Linked DNA regions of Homo sapiens: region 1 is linked to region 2. A link is an interaction called in ENCODE POLR2A ChIA-PET data of the cell type or tissue named here. Cell type or tissue: OCI-LY7. All regions are shown on one strand.

Region 1 (4,000 bases), 110 kb after region 2:
TTGACACCTATAAAAAAATACACCAATCCACAATCATTATGAGAGATATTAGCATGTTTCTTGTTAACTACTAGAACAAGGTGGCCCAAAAAAAAGAAAAAAAGAAAGAAAGAAAGTAAGGATCTGCAAGAGTTGAACAACTCAATTAATTAGCTTGAGATAATTCACATATAAATTCCATTCCACCCAACTGCAAGATATGCTTTCTTTTCAAATGTATATGGAACATTCATAAAGTTTTATCATGTATAGGCCATAAAACAAGTCTCGACAAATTTATAAGTAAAGTAACACAGACAGCCAGGTGCAGTGGCTCATGCCTGTAATCCCAGCACTTTGGGAATCTGAGGCAGGCAGATCACTTGAGGTCAGGAGTTCGAGACCAGCCTGGCCAACATGGTGAAACCACAGCACTCCAGCTGGGTAACAGAACAAGACTCCATTTCAAAAATAAATAAATAAAATATAAACCCCATATGATAGGAAATTCAGGAACATTGTATTAGTCAGGGCTTTCCAGAGAAACGGAAATAATAGGATATATAGACATAGATATATGAGGGTGGATTTAATATGAGAATTGGCTCATGTGTTCATGGAGTCTGAGAAGCCCCACAATATGCCATCTATAAGCTGGGGAACCAGGAAGACTGCTGGTGTGGCTCAGTCTGACTCCAAAGGTCTGAGAGCCAGAGGAGCCTATGGTGTAACTCTCAGTCCAAGTCCAAAGGCCTGAGATCCAGAGGGGTTGCTGGTGGAAGTCCAAGAGTCCCAAGGCCAAAGAACCCAGAATTTTGATGTGCAAGGGCAGGGGAGAAGATGGATATACAAGCTCCAGAAGAGAGTGAATATAGCTTTTCTCTTTGTTCCATCTGGTCCCTCAACTGATTGGATGGTGCCTGCACACATTGGGTGAAGGCAGATCTTCCTTACTCAGTCCAGTGATTCAAATGCCAATCTCTTCTGGAAATACCCTCACAGGCATACCTGGAAATAATGTTTTACCAGCTATCTGGGTATCCCTTAACCAGTCAAATTGACACCTAAAATTAACCATCACAAATATACTCTTAAAGAGCCCATGGCTCAAAGATGAAATTATGAAAATTCAAAAATAATTTGAATTGAAAGATTATGTAAATATCAATTGAAATGCAACTCAAGCAGTACTTAGAGAAATTTGATAGCTTTTATGCATATATTAGAAAACAAAATAAAAAGGCTGAGTTGAGCATCCATTCTAAGAATTTTGAAAGAGAACAGCAAAACAAAACAGAAAAGAATATAATAAAGATGAGAACAAAAATTAATAAAATAGAAAAGCACTATAGAGGTACAATAAAGACTGAAGATGGGTTTTTTTTTTAAAGATTTATGAAATTGATAACTTCCTGGCAAGAATGTTAAGTAAAAAAAAGATAAGGCACTAATAACCGTCAAAGAAAAAAAAAGACGATTAGAAAGCCAGGATTGATTGCTGAGTAGAAGAGTTTTACTGCTAAACAGGCAATCCAATAAAGCATGGAGTCTAGGAAGGCTCTGCTGGTTGAGGTTTGGAGGAGAAAAGAAAGGACCACAAATTGTCTTGTCCCAAATGAGAAATGCAAAGCCCCTAGACATTGTTAATTATCTGGCAGTATCTAGGCTTGTTGAGTCCATACATACTGGGCTAGCTAAGGGCATGTCCTGTGTAAGTATGATACATACATAGCAGGAGTAGGACATCCAGGGGCCTCTGCTTTGCACAGGTAGCAACTGAGTCAAGATTGGGTCATCCAGCCAACTCTACAATGACATTGGCAGGCAAGGTGGCCAAGTCAGGGTTTATTATAACTAATATCAGGAGTAAAAAGGAGACTGCTATAGATGCTGCAGACACGTTTGAAAAGAAAAGATTATGAACAGATTTCTGTCAATATTTGCAAAATTTTAGATAAAATAGATGAATTTCCAGAAAAACATAATTTACTAAAACTGATTCATTAAGGAGTATAAAGTCTGAATGGTTCCATAACTATGAGTGAAATTAAAGCAGTAATTTAAAAAATCTTTCCACAAAGAAAATTCCAGGCCCAGACAGCTTCACTGGTGACGTCTACCTAACATTCAAAAACAGACAGACTCACACATAACCTAAGATGGAAACATAACAAGGACAATGTTAGGAATAAAAATTATGGGCTAATTTTACTTTGGAAAAGAGATGCAAAAATCCTAAACAAAATACTAGCAAACCAAAATCAGTAATATATAAACAAGATTTAGAGTATATAGAGTTTGTCTCTGGAATGCAAACTTGGTTTAACATTAGAAAATCAATGTAATCCACCACATTAAGAAAACTTAAGTGAAAAATGTCAACTTTTCATGAATAAAGGATAATATTTTGTTTTTTGTGAAGAAGCTGGAATCGAAATCATTTTTTTTTTTATTCCCCTTGGTGTATTTTTTCCCCTGGCATTTTCCATTTTGATTAGGCTGATTTTCAGCCAAGAGGTATGACAATGTCATTGGCATGCCATACGAGAGGTTGTATGTGATGCTTTTCATGGCAGGGAGCAGGCTCAGATTAGCATCATCCCCATTCACAGTCTCCCATTTATGACACTTAAAAATTAGTGACTAGCAAGGGCTTACTGAATACATGGCTTCCATTAATATGCCTTGTAAGAGAAAGATAAATTGATCCAAAATGCAATCTCTGCCTTCTAACCAAGAGAGACAAATCTTAAAGAAAAAAATCTTAAACTCATATGGACCATGGATGTTACCCCTACTCCCCAGCCCGCTTCAGGGGCTAAAGGACCAAACATTCTATTTATCTTCTATGAAGTGAAAGTCAATTTATTTGCTTTAATACCTCTTCATTTTAATGCTCCTTCCCCAAACTCTCCTTTGAATTCTTCAGCCCTGAATCAACCTTCTTGCTTATCTCCTTCAATATACATAGTTTAGACAAACCAAGATAATGAGCTGCCAAATATTATTTTTAATTGTTTTTTTTAAAAGGTTAAAGAGGCTTGCCTCAGCTGTGCTTTCTTAACCAGATTATTAACTGCCCAAGGGCAGACACTTTGCCTTTTATATTAAACTTGATGAAGAACAGAACAACAGAAGCTAGAGCTGGAGGAGAATTTTAAAGTCTGTTTATTGCAGCTGCTCCTTGGGTTAGTTGTCTCTAAAATATCTCCCATTAAGTGTTCTCAGGCCTGTGCTTAAAGACATCAAGGATTGCTGAACTCACTTGGGCACAGTGGGACATTAGAAATATCCACTAATGGTGATGGTGTTGATAAGCATGCTTCGGTAAGAAAAATTTCCTCATTTCTTTCTTTCTTAGCACCTGTCAACAGTCTTGGGGTGGGGGAAGGGGAGAGGGAGTTGCATTTCAAAATATATCTTCCACTATATTCCCAATGTTACATTGAAATTCCGTGCATTGGCCCTAGATAGGATATGTGTAACATATATATGTTCTAAATAAGACACTAATAAGCTCACTTCCTGAAGACAGACAAAGGGCAAAGGAACTACCTGAGAGATAATATTATTTACCGCCCCTTAGTAGACATGTCCTTTGAATTGCTCTTTATTTTTCCTTAGGAGAAGGATAGATAGACTCTATTTATCTGTACATTCCCACCCAGTTCTCCTTGTGACCACAGGCACAGATTTTAAGACAATTGGCCTGTGTTAGTAATGTAATTTGTAGTGGACGATGCTAGGGGCCCTCATGGGGATCAGGTTCCTGAATTTCATACCAAGCATTGACATTAATAAATGACTAAAGACTCATGGTGATTCTGTTGTGGACTAAGCGATTTACTGCTGCTTCTGTTGATGTCAGTATTATCTAGAAATAGTAAATATGCTGTGACAGGGACAGCTGACACCTGGCAGCCAATTTGTTAAAATTATCCCATGCTTCTTGTGGCAATGTGGTAGCTTTAAATTCATAAAGGTAGCTGCTTCTGGTATATTGAAAGGATTATTTTCCTTC
Region 2 (4,000 bases):
ATTATTGTTATTTGCTCAAGATTCCACAGTTAGTAGGACCTGAATTCAAACTCATGTTTAACAAATGAAGGTCATGACCACTACTCAATGCGGCTTTTCACATACATTTCTTTAAGTTATATTTAACTAGCTTTATTGAGATATAATTGACGTACTACATAATTAACCCATTTAAAGCATACAATTCAATGGTCTTATATATTCAGAGTCGTGTAACAATCATTGCAACCAATTTTAGAATAGTTTCATCACCTCAAAAAGAAACCCTGTACCCATTAGCAGTCATCCTCATTTCCCCTAACCACTCCGGCCCTAGGCAACCACTAGTTTGCTGCCTCTCTAGACTTGCCTGCTATGGATATTGTACATTCTGTGGCCTTTTATTGCTTGTGTTTTGATATTGTCGCTAAAAAGTCTTTGTCTAACCAAAGGTCAGAAATAATTTAAATGTTTTCTTCTAAGAGTTTTATAGTTTTAGCTCTTATATTTAAGTCTATGATCCACTTGAGTTAATTTTTGTGTATGGTGTGAAGAAAGGATCCAGCTTCATTCTTTTGAATGTGGATATTCAGTTGTCAACAGCCATTTGTTGAAAGCACTCGTCTGTTTTCCCATTTTCTTGACACCCTTGTCAAAAATCAATAGACCATAAATGTAAGAATATATTTCTGAACTCTCAAGTCCTTTCCATTGCTCTGTGTGCCTATCCTTATACTAGTACCATACTGTCTTGATTACTGTTGCTGTGTTCTAAGTTTTGAAATCGGGAAGTACGAATTGTCCAACTTTGTTCTTCTTTTCCAAGGTTTTTAGTCTGTGGTTGGTCCCTTGAGTATTCATGTGAATTTTAGGATTAGTTTTCGATCTTTTCAAAAAACACAGCTGAGAGTTTTATAAGGATTGTGTTGAATCTGTAAACTAATTCGTTCACGTGCATTTTTAGTAACTATGTTTTTCAGGGTACTTTTGATTTTTCCTCTGGCCCACAGGATCATTTTACAGTCTTTTTATTTTGAGTCAACATATCAGTGGAAGTCTAAAGTAATAATGGCATATGTTTACACAAACCTTTATAGTTTACAATCAGACCATGCATTATTTTATGTAATCTTTGCAACAGGAATTAGTATTTTCATTTTAAGGTGAGGAGCTAAGGTAACATAGCTTCTTGAGGGTATTTCCCACCATACATGCGGCCTAGCTAACATGAGAAAACTTATTTTCCCTTAAAGTCTTAAAGTCCTTTACTTTTTAATTTACCAAAGCTCTATGGTGAGGGTGATTTTTCATTTTATAACTGCCTTCTTAGCATCAGTAGGAATGACATTTAAAATGTTGAGATTTGCATTCTAAATGAAATGACATGGGAGTCTCAGCTGGAGAGACTCTCTCTTGTTCCATAAATTGAAAAATCTCTTTAATTCTTAGTCTCAGAGTGGAAGCCATATGGAGAGAAAGGGCATTTCCTTAGAGAACAGTTAACTGTCAGCTTCTCATTGTCATTTCAAAATGCCAGTTTAAATATGTAAATGAGTCATTACTAAATTTATGCCATTGATTATCGATGACTCTAACTGATGGGAGAAAAAAAGATGGGTAGGTAGAAGGACTCTTTGGACCTATTACTTTTTCAAACATTTGGATCCCTGTCACCTAATAAAGTGAAAAAGTAAATTGAACAAGTTTCTAGATTGACTAATAAGCATTAAATGTTTGTCTGATGTAACTCTCAGTTGAATATTTACTTGTGAAACTGTTGCTTGGAAAATTCTAGATAGATGAGCTTTGTGTTTAATTATTTAAAACATTCACATCAGTGATATACCAGATACTTGAAAGAGCATTTATACTTAATGTTGGTGTTAATTGGGCATCTATTCAATATTATGGCAAGTGACATTGTTTAGTACACCTGTTGTCTATTATTTAAAACATCCACAGGTCCAAATTTGTAGTATAAATGAAGGAAGTGAGAAAGTAGATGGGGTGAAGGGAAGCATTTTCATAACGATGTGGCTGCATTTCCTTTAAATATCAGAATTCTGCATTTATTTATAAAATTTCAGAACTTCTTTCTGAGAAATGAGAAGCTTAACAAAATATTCTACATTAGAGGTTGATGCTTTCAAGAGAGGGCTTTATTTGTTCAATCTTATGTGATGTAGTCTTAAGCTGACTTTACTTCACAGTAATAAACAGGATGAAAGTCACTGATAAAATTGTTGGGGAGGTGTTTCCTCTTCTGAAAATGTGTTGGCAATTTTATATTTATTATAGGCAAAGGATGAAATCAGTGCGGCTTATCCCTCTCTCCCTTTTTGGTTTCCTAAGCTACTTCATCTCTAACCAGGATTATTATCCTAGTATTCTAATCTGCAGGCTTGCCCCCTCCAGGACTCTCGGCACTGACACTGAAGTCATTTTTCTATAACACAGAACTGAGCAGGCAGCTCTTCCTAAAATCCTTCAACAGTTGCCTGTTCCTTACAGATAAGTTCAGACTCCTTCTAGGGGCATTTAATTTAAGGCCCTGCCTGTCTGGCACGGTGACTCCACTCCCCCTCCAGCATTATCTCTTGCTGCATTCCTCTTTCACTGCAGCGTCCCAGGCTGCTCCAAGCATCGGTGCTGTGCACATGCAGCTCCCAGTAAGTGCCTTTCTCTCGCCCTTACCTGTCTGGTGAGCACCCTCTCATTTTTTTCTAGGCTGTTTCCATATAGCTCCTCCCCTCTGGACACTTTCCTGATGCCCTAGTACCTTGCACATACTCCTACACCAGCACTGCTCACACTGGATATTCTCATAGTTTTCATTTCCTTTCTCCCCATACTCAAGGCAGAGACCATGCTTTCTTTTCTTTTGCCTTTGTAACCTCAGTGCCCAACTCTTAATAGAAACACTTCAAATGCTTGATAATTTTTAGAAAAAAGTTTATCAACTTTTTGTCCAATTTAGCTGAGGAGTTTATATTTTGAAAATACATATTAGGTGCATTTTACCTAATCTAAAAGATCAGTGTGACCAAAATTCAGTGCCCCTGCTACTAACTGGTCGTGTAACTTTAGATAAGTCTCACATCACTTTCTAATCAGTATCATTTTCTTCTTCTGGGATTTTTTCTGTCAGCTTTTCAGGCCTGAAATACTTTGATTTTTATGGATTGTAGGTACCAGCTCAGGATTTTAGTGGTAGCATATTCTTATGGAAAGGCATGCTGTTTAAGTTAGTCTCTATTGGGCAGCTGTCTGGTTGTTTATGAACTAACCCTGATAAATCCATAGTTTCTCTTTATTTGTAGTTGTTATTATCCAGTTCCTTTAATTCCATGCAGTAATAGTATTTTCAAAAGCATTGAATTCTTGGTTAGGATTTTTTGTCAATTCCTAAGTGAAGGTTATGAGATGGAGTAAACCTAAAAACTACTCATAATTTTGTATTATAGTTGTTACTGAAAAGTTGATGGACAGTTGCCCACACAGTATTTTGTTTTGTTTTGTTTTGTTTTTGTTTTTGTTTTTGTTTTGAGAAAGGGTCTTGCTCTGTCATCCAGGATAGAGCATAGTAGTGTGATTATAGCCCACAGCAGCCTCACACTCCTGGGCTCAAGTAACCCTCCCGCATCAGGCTTCCAAGTAGCTGGAACTAGAGGCATCCACCCCCATGCCCAGCTAATTTAAACATTTTTTCTAGAGATGGGGTCTTACTGTGTTTCCCAGGCTCGTCTCAAACTCCTGTACTCAAGTGATCCTCCTGTCTTGTCCTCCCAAAGTGCTCGGATTACAGGTGTGAGCCCCTGCACCCAGCCAGTTTTATCTTGACTACTCCAAGGTACATAAAAGTTAGAAAGAGATTCTTAAATTAATATTTTGTAGTCTACTTTTCATAAGCTATCCCTCTATGGTTAGTTACTGGGTAGTCACAGTAAACTAACATTTAGAAGTAATAATATAATAAAAATAAAGGAACTTACCCAATACTAACTTGTATTATGGTAATTTC

The links. ChIA-PET counts read pairs that join two places held together with the same protein. Peaks named below come from ENCODE experiments on the same cell type or tissue, not always from the same donor. Only the 100,000 strongest peaks of a DNase experiment are listed, where the experiment ranks them.
Region 1: POLR2A ChIA-PET joins it to region 2 with 6 read pairs; 3 of 35 experiments call an interaction of 5 or more read pairs at or near these places.

What each region holds. Positions count from the first base shown.
Region 1 is chr5:113,358,625-113,362,624 of GRCh38, reverse strand. All of the region lies in intron 2 of MCC (MCC regulator of Wnt signaling pathway), which reads left to right. Among named protein-coding and RNA genes, the nearest start is that of TSSK1B, 74 kb to the left of the region's middle. In OCI-LY7, no CTCF peak of the experiment used is centred here; no DNase peak of the experiment used is centred here.
Region 2 is chr5:113,473,048-113,477,047 of GRCh38, reverse strand. The region is part of intron 1 of MCC (MCC regulator of Wnt signaling pathway); the gene reads left to right. Among named protein-coding and RNA genes, the nearest start is that of MCC, 13 kb to the left of the region's middle. In OCI-LY7, no CTCF peak of the experiment used is centred here; no DNase peak of the experiment used is centred here; H3K4me3 peaks cover 1,240 bases; H3K27ac peaks cover 1,435 bases.